Linked DNA regions of Homo sapiens: region 1 is linked to region 2. The links are chromatin loops, found by intact Hi-C in ENCODE. Cell type or tissue: IMR-90. All regions are shown on one strand. Links, peaks and the distances in the headings refer to the core of each region. The heading gives the core; the rest is flanking DNA. Region 1 holds the start of ADSS1 (adenylosuccinate synthase 1). Region 2 has its middle 15 kb from the start of LINC02280.

Evidence for each region. Hi-C counts contacts between places; a loop is a spot of excess contacts. Peaks named below come from ENCODE experiments on the same cell type or tissue, not always from the same donor. Only the 100,000 strongest peaks of a DNase experiment are listed, where the experiment ranks them.
Region 1: a loop joins it to region 2, with 6 times the contacts of the local background. A loop is called at or near these places in 4 of 110 quality-filtered maps.

What each region holds. Positions count from the first base shown.
Region 1 is chr14:104,720,762-104,726,078 of GRCh38, forward strand. INF2 (inverted formin 2) reads left to right here. Exons shown (of 23, transcript NM_022489.4): 23 at 1-1,774. It overlaps ADSS1 (adenylosuccinate synthase 1), which reads left to right and starts at 3,468. Exons shown (of 13, transcript NM_152328.5): 1 at 3,468-3,701. The coding sequence starts at 3,510. RefSeq lists enhancers at 1,219-1,718, 4,515-5,215 and a silencer at 3,275-3,684. In IMR-90, for the core only: CTCF peaks have their summits at 2,966 (motif pointing right), 4,460 (motif pointing left) and 4,959 (motif pointing right); no DNase peak of the experiment used is centred there; H3K4me3 peaks cover 1,334 bases; H3K27ac peaks cover 137 bases.
Region 2 is chr14:104,648,170-104,653,531 of GRCh38, forward strand. No RefSeq gene overlaps it. Among named protein-coding and RNA genes, the nearest start is that of LINC02280, 15 kb to the right of the region's middle. RefSeq lists silencers at 2,076-2,225, 2,236-2,315, 2,396-2,475 and an enhancer at 4,757-5,258. In IMR-90, for the core only: a CTCF peak has its summit at 2,339 (motif pointing right); no DNase peak of the experiment used is centred there; H3K4me3 peaks cover 572 bases; H3K27ac peaks cover 290 bases; H3K27me3 peaks cover 594 bases.

The DNA of each region.
Region 1 (5,317 bases), core at 318-5,317, 73 kb after region 2:
GATGCTGCTGTGGACGTCTGCGTCGTCTCGTGTGGATGCTGCTGTGGACGTCTGCGTCGTCCTCGTGTGGATGCTGCTGTGGACGTCTGCGTCGTCTCGTGTGGATGCTGCTGTGGACGTCTGCGTCGTCCTCGTGTGGATGCTGCTGTGGACGTCTGCGTCGTCCTCGTGTGGATGCTGCTGTGGACGTCTGCGTCGTCCTCGTGTGGATGCTGCTGTGGACGTCTGCGTCGTCCTCCTGTGGATGCTGCTGTGGACGTCTGCGTCGTCCTCGTGTGGATGCTGCTGTGGACGTCTGCGTAGTCTCGTGTGGATGCTGCTGTGGACGTCTGCGTAGTCTCGTGTGGATGCTGCTGTGGACGTCTGCGTCGTCCTCGATGCTGCTGTGGACGTCTGCGTCGTCCTCGTGTGGATGCTGCTATGGACGTCTGCGTAGTCTCGTGTGGATGCTGCTGTGGACGTCTGCGTCGTCCTCGTGTGGATGCTGCTGTGGACGTCTGCGTAGTCTCGTGTGGATGCTGCTGTGGACGTCTGCGTAGTCTCGTGTGGATGCTGCTGTGGACGTCTGCGTCGTCCTCGTGTGGATGCTGCTGTGGACGTCTGCGTAGTCTCGTGTGGATGCTGCTGTGGACGTCTGCGTCGTCCTCGTGTGGATGCTGCTGTGGACGTCTGTGTAGTCTCATGTGGATGCTGCGAGTTTTCGTTGCTCTGGGGTAGATTCGTAGCGGAGGAACAACTGGGCGACACGCTAAGTTTATGTTTAACTTTTTAAGTAACTGCCTAACTGTTTTCCAAAGCAGCTGCACCATTTTTCATTCCCATCCATGCTATTGTTTTTCAGTTAAATAGCTCCACTCCTCCCCCTCCCCACCCTCCACAGAACTGCCAGTAAAACTGGACTATGGAGTATTGGGTGGGGTCACCTACAAGGTCATCTGCAGCAAGTGAGACCATCGCCCCTCCTGCCTGGAGAGGTGGGACTGGGGACCCTGTGACAGGAGGAGCTGCCCTTCCTGGAGCCTGGTTTTTCTTTTTCCTCTGTGCTCCATGAGAAGTCAGTTTAGTGGGCTACAGCCAGCAAAGGAACCAAAACCAACAGGAGCTCTGGGGGTGCCTTGCATGGCGAGGCTCCGTGGCTGCACGCGTGTATGCAGGTGGCTGTGGGTGTCTGTGTGTCCTGGGCCACTGTGTGCGATGGTCCCACTGGGAGGTGTGGCCCCCAAAGAGTGGAACCCACAGGTGGACACACCCATGCACCCTCGTTCTTGCCCAAGGTCACACATCGAGACAGCAGGGCCCAGATGGATGGCCCCAAGCTCGGTGGCTCCCGTGCTGCCCACACCTGGGGACAGGCCCACTGTGGGGGGTAAGGGGTGGAGGTGTTCTAATTCGGGCTGAGCCGTGTGACTGGCAGGGGCCCCAGCTGTTGGGCCTGGGCAGGACTGTTTTTAGAAAAGCCCCAACTCCCTGCCCCTACCCGGGCCCGTGGCTATTTATAGTCCGGGCCTGGAGAAGTCAGTGAGTCACTAGCGTTCGCCTCTGCAGGGTCAGTCCAAGCCCCCTTAGTGAGGTGGTCTAGCATGTCCCCCAGTCCCCCAAGCCTCTATCTGACATCTGCTAGCCCAGAGCCCCAGGGGTCCCCAGGAAGGGCTCAGAGCTGGTGGCCCCCCCCAGGCCTTGGCAGCACCTCCTTGTCTGATGGGACTTTGTGGTTCCTGGTGGACATTTAACATTGTCGGTTTCTCTCATCTGGAAACAAACCTCCATGACGCTCTTGGTTTCTCCTGTTGCAGTCTGCCTCTTCCCTACCTGCACAGCTCTCTGCTGTGCCCCAAATTCCCTCCTTGACACCCCCAGACCCACTGCCCCACCCTCAGGTGCAGCCCCTTCTCAGCAGGCTCCAGGTTCTGCCAAATCTCAGAGCCCTCCAACCCTGCTCCAGCCCCTTCCCAAGCTGGGGCCGGTGGTCTGTTCACCCCCGACCAGCTGTCACCCCCAAGGTGGCACTAGGAAGTTCATGCATGAAGACTGCTTTTCCACTGAGGCCCCACTGACTGCTTGGAACCCATACAACGGCATTTTCCCCGCAAGGATGCTGAGGGAGAGGAAGTGTCGATGTGCCCAGTGGAAGAAGAGGGGACTGGGGACATGGGTGCAGGGGGCAGGAGGCCAGGCTTCAAACAGCCCCTCTCCCCCAGGCTGGGGCACGGTCAGGTGCCAAGAGAGGAGGGGTGGGGAGGCTGCAGGCAGGGGTGGGCAGTGGTGTCCTTGGCTGCACCTGAATCACTAACTCAGTGTGAGCGACCTTTGCTGTGACAGGCCCAAGCTCCACTCCTTCCTCACAGGGAGTGTCCCGTCTCCATGGACTCCCTGTCACTAGCCTTGGAGTTGCCCTGAGCCCAAGGGGCCTCGTGGCTCCAGGCTCTTTGGCAACTGAGAGCCGTCAGGGAGGGAACAAAGGACCCCGCCTCCCTGCTCTGAAGCAAGAACCTGATTCTCTTTTCCGCCCTTGGGGCCCCAGGACCCTTCTCTTGGCCACCAGGGCTGGCTTCCTCCAAGCCTCATCTACTTGGGAGGGGTGGGGCGGGATGGGTGAGACAGGACAACCAGCCGGGAACACGGGAGCCTCGCAGACCATCGCCTCCCTCTGGGGCCTAGTCCCTCCACAGGCTGGGCCGGGAAGGTCTGGTGTGGGACCTCTTGGGAACCTGGGCCCCACGGTGGCGTGCATCCCTGGGGGTTGCTCCCATGCCAGCCAGGTGACGCTGACAGGATGGGTCCCTTTACCCCAGACTTGGGTGCTGAGGGCCGGAGCTCCATGCTGGAGCCCGCCTGCTCGCTACAGCCAGGCCCGAGCCACAGCGCGCCCGGGCGGGACGCGGGGCCCCTGCCGTGGGGCAGAAGTGCGGGCAGTTGCGGGGACACAAAGTCCTCGGAGAGGACGCGCTGCGCGGCTCTTCGCGGCCGCCAGGGGGCGCGCCCGCGCCCAGGGCACTCGGGGTTCCACGGGGGGCAGGTGCGCTCCTCGAGAGTGCGGACCCTCTAGGTGGGGTGCAGGACGCAGCTCCCCTTTTGCAAACCGCACTCCTTCCCTGGAGGGAACGACCACCCCTGCAGTTGCTGGAACCCCGAAGTCCTGGGCCCGGCAAGGGCTTGGTGGGGGGTGAGGTCGCGGTGCACAAGCCCTGGTCCCCGACGGGCTAGCGAGAAACTGCCTCCGTTGGCAAATTCGTGGGGGCGGCTCCCCAGGCCATCTGCCTGCCTGGCCGTTGGTCCGTGCGGCCCCTCACCCCTAAAGTGCTCGAGACTCAACTGGGCTTCCCGGGCAGCGGCGAGGGGGCGGGGATGTGGCGGCCGGAGGTCACCGGGGCGTCACTGCGCCCGCCCTGGCCCTCCCCCGGCCCGCCCCCTGCCCCGCCCCCTGCCCCGGCCCGGCTCCATTTAATGGCGCGGACGCCGGCGGCGGCGGGCTCCTGGCCGGGCCAGCGCAGCGGAAGAGCCAAGCCAGCATGTCGGGGACCCGAGCCTCCAACGACCGGCCCCCCGGCGCAGGCGGCGTCAAGCGGGGGCGGCTGCAGCAGGAGGCGGCGGCGACCGGCTCCCGCGTGACGGTGGTGCTGGGCGCGCAGTGGGGGGACGAGGGCAAAGGCAAGGTGGTGGACCTGCTGGCCACGGACGCCGACATCATCAGCCGCTGCCAGGTGCGGGCTGGGGCGCCGGGTCCCTCCCCCACCGCCCAGCGAGCCCCCCTCCCCCGACCCAGACGGCCCCTGTCCTCCCATGCCCTGGCCGGTCACTCACCCGCTTGGATGCCTTCCTTCCGGGAGCACCTTTCCCAGGGCCACCCCACCCACGCACGCACACGCACCACTCACACAACCCCCGACCCACACACACCGCCCTCCTTCCACCCACCCCTACTCCACCACCCCGGCAGCGGGCCAGGGCACAGCTATAAATACAAGTCGCTGAGTTGGGGACACCCGATCCTTAGGGGGTGGCGCATGCCATGGGTGTGACGCTGGACCCTCCATGGGGGAACCAGAGGACCCAGCCCCAGGATGGTTTGAGGACCCCCAAGACACCCCCCTTCCTCATTTACAGTGATCACCTGGGGCCTGTCTGGGTCTGGGATAGGGCTTACCTGGCTCCCCGCAAGGTCTGCAGGTGGTGGAGGGGGTAAAAGCTGCCTGCTGGGTGGGGGTGACCCCGGTGAGTCAGCCAAGGAGAGGCAGAGGTGGAAGGGGGCCAGGCCGTCCTGGGGGGCAATTGGGGCCGCGCCTGAGGGAGGGTGCTTGGGACGATCCTAGCCAGACATGGGAGAGGGAGGGCCACAGACTTCTGGCCAGGGTGACCCCGTGGCTGGCAGTGCCACCGAGGAGGCCAGACCTGCTTTGTCCCCCAGGGCCCAGGGCTGGGCCTCTGCCAGCCGGCAGCTGCTCTCAGCGCCCCCATCTGTTCTGACTGAGCTGCACACTGGGCACTCTCTCGGGCCGCCACCCTGGGGCTACATGCCCCATGCCAGGGCAGCCAAGTCTGCTGCCCATGGGCTGACTTACAGCTCCAGGCACAAAGGGGTCAACTTTGGGATGCACGCGTCTGGGGTTTGGAGCCTGCCTGGGGCTGCTGCCAATAATGGAACAAGGGCCCCCGCACCGTCCCTTCTCCGGGTTCTGTGGCCTCCTTCCTGAGCTCCAGAGAGGAGGGCTGGGGCCCAAGACGAAGGGAGTCAGCCCAGCACCCTGTGTGGCTCAGGGCTGTCCGAGCCCCTCCTGCCGGAAGGGACTGTGGCTTCCTAGAAAGTTCTTCCTGGAACAGTGGGGGACCTCCCCCCTTGCTCTCCGTCCTAAGCAGCAGGCAAGCACATCCCTCGCTCCAGAGATCCCCCAGGTCCTAGAGGTGGTCCTCAGCCCATGCTCCCTCCACACTGCCTCTGCCCCGCCACCTTGTCCTGGGCCGCCAGGGGGCATGTCCAGCGCTCTACTGCTCTTCACCCTCCAGGGCGCCCTCAGCGTGGGGCAGCCCCGGCCCCTGACCCTCCTTAGACCTCTCTGCTCCCGTGAGGCCCAGGCCCCTCCCTATGAGCTGCCAGCTCTGGTGGGCGCCATGCACTTCTGCAGGGCGGGCTGGGGCCCCCACAGGTGCTGTACACAGCATTCACCTGGCTCCGCGCTCCCAGCTGTGGAGATGGTTCTGGATCTGGGCACTCCCTGCTGTGCCCCCCACCCAGTCCCCCCACAGCCCCGCTCACTCGCAGCTGCACACGGGAGCACGGAGGATGCAGCAGGCTGGAGCCCATCCCGCACTCCGGCCACCA
Region 2 (5,362 bases), core at 69-5,068:
AGGCATGAGCCACAGCACCTGGCCCCTTTTCTCTATTTTTTTTTTTTTCTTTGAGATGGAGTCTCACTCTGTCGCCCAGGCTGGAGTGCAATGGCGCAATCTCAGCTCACTGCAACCTCCGCCTACTGGGTTCAAGCAATTCTCCTGCCTCAGCCTCCTGTGTAGCTGGGACTACAGGCGCCCACGACCACAGCCGGCTAAGTTTTTTATTTCATTTTATTTTTTAGGAGAGATGGGGTTTTGCTGTATTGGCCAGGCTAGTCCTGAACTCCTGACCTCAAGTGATCTGCCCACCTTGGCCTCCCAAAGTGCTGGGATTACAGGTGTGAGCCACTGGGCCTGGCCTCCTTTTTTTCTTTAAAGTAAAATTTACATGTAGTAAATAGTATTTGGCCATAAAGGGAATGAATTACTGATACATGCTACAATGTGGATGAACTTTGAAAACAGTAAGCTAAGGGAAAAGAGGTAGACATAAAGGGCCACCCACTACACAACTCCATCCACATGAAAGTCCAGAAGAGAGAAATCCATAGAGACAGAAAGTAAAGGCTGGGCACGGTGGCTCACGCCTGTAATCCCAGCACTTTGGGAGGCCAAGGCGGTGGAAGCCCTGAGGTGAGGAGTTCAAGACCATCCTGGCCAACATAGTGAAACCCCATCTCTACTAAAAATACAAAAATTAGTTAGGTGTGGGGGTGCACGCCTGTAATCTCAGCTACTCGGCTGCTGAGGCAGGAGAATTGCTTGAACCTGGGAGGTGGAGGGTGCAGTGACCACTGCACTCCAGCCTGGGTGACAGAGCAAGACTCCATATCAAAAAAAATAATAATAATAGATTAGTGGTTGCCTAGATGACTTCTAACAAACGCATACACCTACGAAGAGGGAGAACACCACCACCAATCCAGAATGTTCCCTCATGCCCTCTCCTGGCAAAGCCCCACCCCCACCCTACCCCAAAAGACATCCCCTGGTACGATTTCTTGCCTGTTCTAGAACACCACATAAAAGGAATCACAGCAGGTCCTGTTCTGTGGAAGGTCTCTTTTGCTCAGCATCATGTTTATAAAGTCATCCATATTGCTGCACGGATCGCTGGTTCATATTGATATTCATTAGATAACGGTTGGACCAGTCCTCCCACCCTCCCTCCCGCCATCTCTCTCTCTCTCTCTCTCTCTGTCTCCCTCTCTCTTTCTTTCTTTCTTGAGATGGAGTCTCGCTCTGTGGCCCAGGCTGGAGTGCAATGGTGTGATCTCGGCTCACTGCAACCTCCGCTTCCCAGGTTCAAGCAATTCTGCCTCGGCCTCCCGAGCAGCTGGGATTACAGGTGCCCACCACCACGCCCGGCTAATTTTGGTATTTTTAGTAGAGACAGGTTTTCACCATGTTGGCCAGTCTTTTAAATGAATCCAACGAAATCTAAATATCATGGTGATTTAATCATCAATTTTTAAGAGACAATTTTTTAACAGACTTAAATGTTTTCTCCTTTGCCTTGTATTTTCCCTCCACTTTGCCCACAGAATTTTATGCCAACATGACATATCTTCTGCTCCAAGTCCTCCGCTGGCCTCACTGTGCTTTTCCGTAATGGAAATATGTGTATAAATTGAAATGCCACTTTTCATTCTTTACTTCATAAGTCTCTTATCTTTAAATGTTTCTACTGGATTCATTATTTTTCAATTATTAGCCCACAGTTCCTCAAAACCACTGATTGGGATATAAATAATCTATATTATACATTTTGATTAAAAATTGTTACACAGAAAAAGGAAGTTTTCATTGGGGATGCATCTCCCGATGAAGGGGACGGGCTTTTTTCCGTGTAGCCCCTGTTTCCATGGGTGACGACGACTTGTTGAAAAGACTCACTATCCCGCGTGGAATGTCCTCCTGCTTTTTGGGTTTTAGGGGCTAGCACTGAGCGTCTTTGTTCACACGAACAAGTCTACGGGACAAAGGAGGATTGGGGCAGCACTTCCGCAAACCTGAGACGGGCCACCGGGAATCGCTGCTGCGGTCGGGGGCTGCGACGCCACCAGCCCCAGGGTGGAGAGCGGCTTTCTGGGCGTCCGGGCAAGTCCATGCTCCGGGTGGGGAGGCCGAGGGGCCGAGGAAGTCGAGGGTCTGGACATTCGCTGCCCCGGAGCCGCGTGAGCCCGCCCCGCCCTGGAACGTCCTCCCAGGCGTTCTCGCCTTTGCAGCCCCCGCCTGACTGCGGACCCTCCACTCCCCACTCTCTCCTTCCATCCCCGCTTCCCTCTCCCTGCCCCTCCTCCTCCCCCGTCGTCAGCCTTGACAAAGGAGGGCGATGCCACCGCTTACCGCCAGAGGGCGCGCCGCGCCCCCCAAACGGACACTGAAGCGGGCGCCCCCTGGCCGAGCGGGGCGCAGGGGAAGAGGGGGCGGAGGGGGAGAGGAGGTGCAGGGACAGAGGGGGCCCAGGGGGCTTCCAGCCTCCTGCCTGGGTCCTGGTTTGGTTGCCCCCGCACCACCCAGCGCTTGCCCACCCTGCCTCAGTCTCCCCATCTCCCAGCCTCGGGGCTCCTCTGGCTGGCTGGGGCCCACCCTGGGGCAGAGCCGCTGGGTCTGGGGATGGGTAGCATCAAGATGCCTCGAAGTCCTGGCCTGGTCTTCAGGCTCCCTATAATTAGGACTCCACCCCCACCCCTACAGGAGCCTGTCCAGAAGGTCCTGGGCGTGGCTGGGGTGTCGTGGACACCTGCCATCTTTCCTGAACGCTGCAGACACCTGCGTCCCACTCCAGTGCAGGTGGCCTGGGCCCCTTCAAGGAATGGCTGGGAGTGGGAGGGTGGGCCTGGGGTTTCACGGCCCACACCTGAGGCCAGTCACACCCCGACTGGGCCAGGCAGAAGCTGCACAAACTTCACACTGGAAAGGTGGGGCCAAGGGCAGCCCCAGCCCACCTGCCAGCACCTCCCCATCCCCAGCATCTGCCGGGCACAGTGGGGGCACACCTAACCTCCCCACCCCTACCCACTCTTGACATATAAGGCCTCAGCCAGGAAGTCCAGAAGGAGGGCGTGGACGGGGATCTGCACTGGAGGCCTCTACCACCTGTGAAGCCATCGGGCCTGTGGGCCGCAGGGCAGGACTCCCAGGTCTGGAGGGCCCTCAGGCTGGCCTCCATGAGGTGCCGCGAGGCTGGGGTACAGAGCTGAGTCCCCACAGCCCTCACCTCCCTGGCCCCTGCCCATCACAGCCTAGCTCCTCCTGGAGCCACCTCACCTCCCTGGGCCTCTGTTTCCCCCTCCGTAGAGCAGAGGTGTTGACGGCTTTCGCTTGGAAGGCTAAGCCAGTCTGTCTTTGCGGAGTCCACGTGCTGCCAGCACACAGTCCATGCTCCGGAGTCAGCATCCCACCACATGGTGGAGGGGATGTTCTGAAACCCCTCTTTGAAACTCACAGAACCTGGGGACAAAGCGGGGCAGCGTTTTGTCAGTGAGAAGTGGCCGCAGGAGGGGCCCAGTGACCAGCACCAGGTACAGGAGCAGACCCACGGCCCGGCCCACAGGCACCAGACACCCTGGGCACAACCGGGCCTGGGTTCCCTCTGACATGGGGCACCTGGACAGATACTTGAGCACAGCCAGGCCTTCAGATGACAGCCATCCCCGCAAGCATCTGACCACGTGCAAGACCCCGCACCTGAGCTTCCCAAATGAGCCCCTCCTAAATGCCAACTCCAGAAACCATGAAATAATTGTCCACTGTTTACGCATCGGAGCCGCTGGCCATGCAGCAAAGGGACCAAGCTGCTGGCGCGCACAGGTTCATCTCCCAGTGGCTCCTGCTGTCGAGGGCTGCCCCCCTGCTCCCCTCCTGCAGGGCTTGTTCCCAGCAGGTGCATCCTCTAGCTGGGCCTGGAGACCCGGCGCCACGTGGCACAGCGGTGACTCTACAGCGCCCTCGTGTGCGGCTCTAGGTGCTCCCACCCGCCTCTCTCCCGGCTCAGCCTGGGCACCTTTCTCCTGGTCGCTGTGTCCCAGCACTCTCCCCTTAGGAGGCTTGGGCTGGCGGTTGTGAACGTTTCCGACCGGGCTGTCCTGGCTCCCCACCAAGTGTGTGTCCACCCCTCCCACCATGGCTGCTCCCCACGTTGGCTCAGGGAGCCCCTGAGGAGGTCCATGGCGTCCCAAGCCCACCAATGCCCACCACTGCTTTCAGCTTCCTCGTGCTCGCCAGCCACCAGGTTGGTGGTCTCTTCCTGCCCACTCTTATTTTGTGTTCCAGGGGAACATGCTGCCACCAGGCTTTACTGTGGACAGTGTCCTCTGTGTCTCCGGTTGTGCAATCTCGGTGGCTCATGTTTTACAGGGGGGTTGGGGAGAGCCAAGCCCGTGATCACTTCTCCCGCATCCTTCTCCATATGGAGAGGTTACGATATCTAGCCTCAGAACCACAGTCGTCTCATGCTCAAGGCCTGTGGGCCAGGAATCCCGAGCTGGTGGTATTGAGCCAGGAATCCCGAACTGGTGATATGCACTGTTGCTTTTCCAAACAGAAAAAGAACAAAAACTTGTAGTCCAACCCAGTTGACTCCTTAAACTACCTCTTCGAAACTCACAGAACCTGAGGACAAAGCAGGGCAGTGTGTTTATATGAAGTTGATAAACTTAAAAGACAGCTGTGAAGCCATGAAAATCCATGGAAGAACCCTAAATGCATATTACTGAGTGAAAGAAGCCAGTCTGAAGAGGCCACATACTATATGATTCCAACTCTAGGACATCCCAGAGAAGGGGAAATTACGGAGACAGTAAAAGGACCCGTAGTTGCCAGGGTTAGCGGGGGGGAAGGGATGAATCGCAGAGCATGGAGGGTGTTTACGGTAGAGAGGGCAAACCGGTGCAGCCACTGTGGAGACCAGAATGGCGATATTTCAAACAGTATTTCAAAAACTTATATTAGAATTGCCACATCATCCGGACATTTCACTTCTGGGTATTCGCCCAAGAACTGAGTGCAAGGACTTGAACAGATATCTGCACACCCGTGTCCACAGCAGCATCATTCACCAACACACGAAGGTAGAAGCAGCCCAGGTGCTCACGGATGGATGAACCTGGTGTATCCAGGCCTGGCGCGGCGGCTGGGCGAACCTGGTGTATCCAGGCCTGGCGCGGCGGCTGGGCGAACATGGTGTAACCAGGCCGGGCGAGGCGGCTGGGCGAACCTGGTGTATCCAGGCCTGGCGAGGCGGCTGGGCGAACCTGGTGTATCCAGGCCTGGCGAGGCGGCTGGGCGAACCTGGTGTATCCAGGCCGGGCGAGGCGGCTGGGCGAACCTGGTGTATCCAGGCCGGGCGAGGCGGCTGGGCGAACCTGGTGTA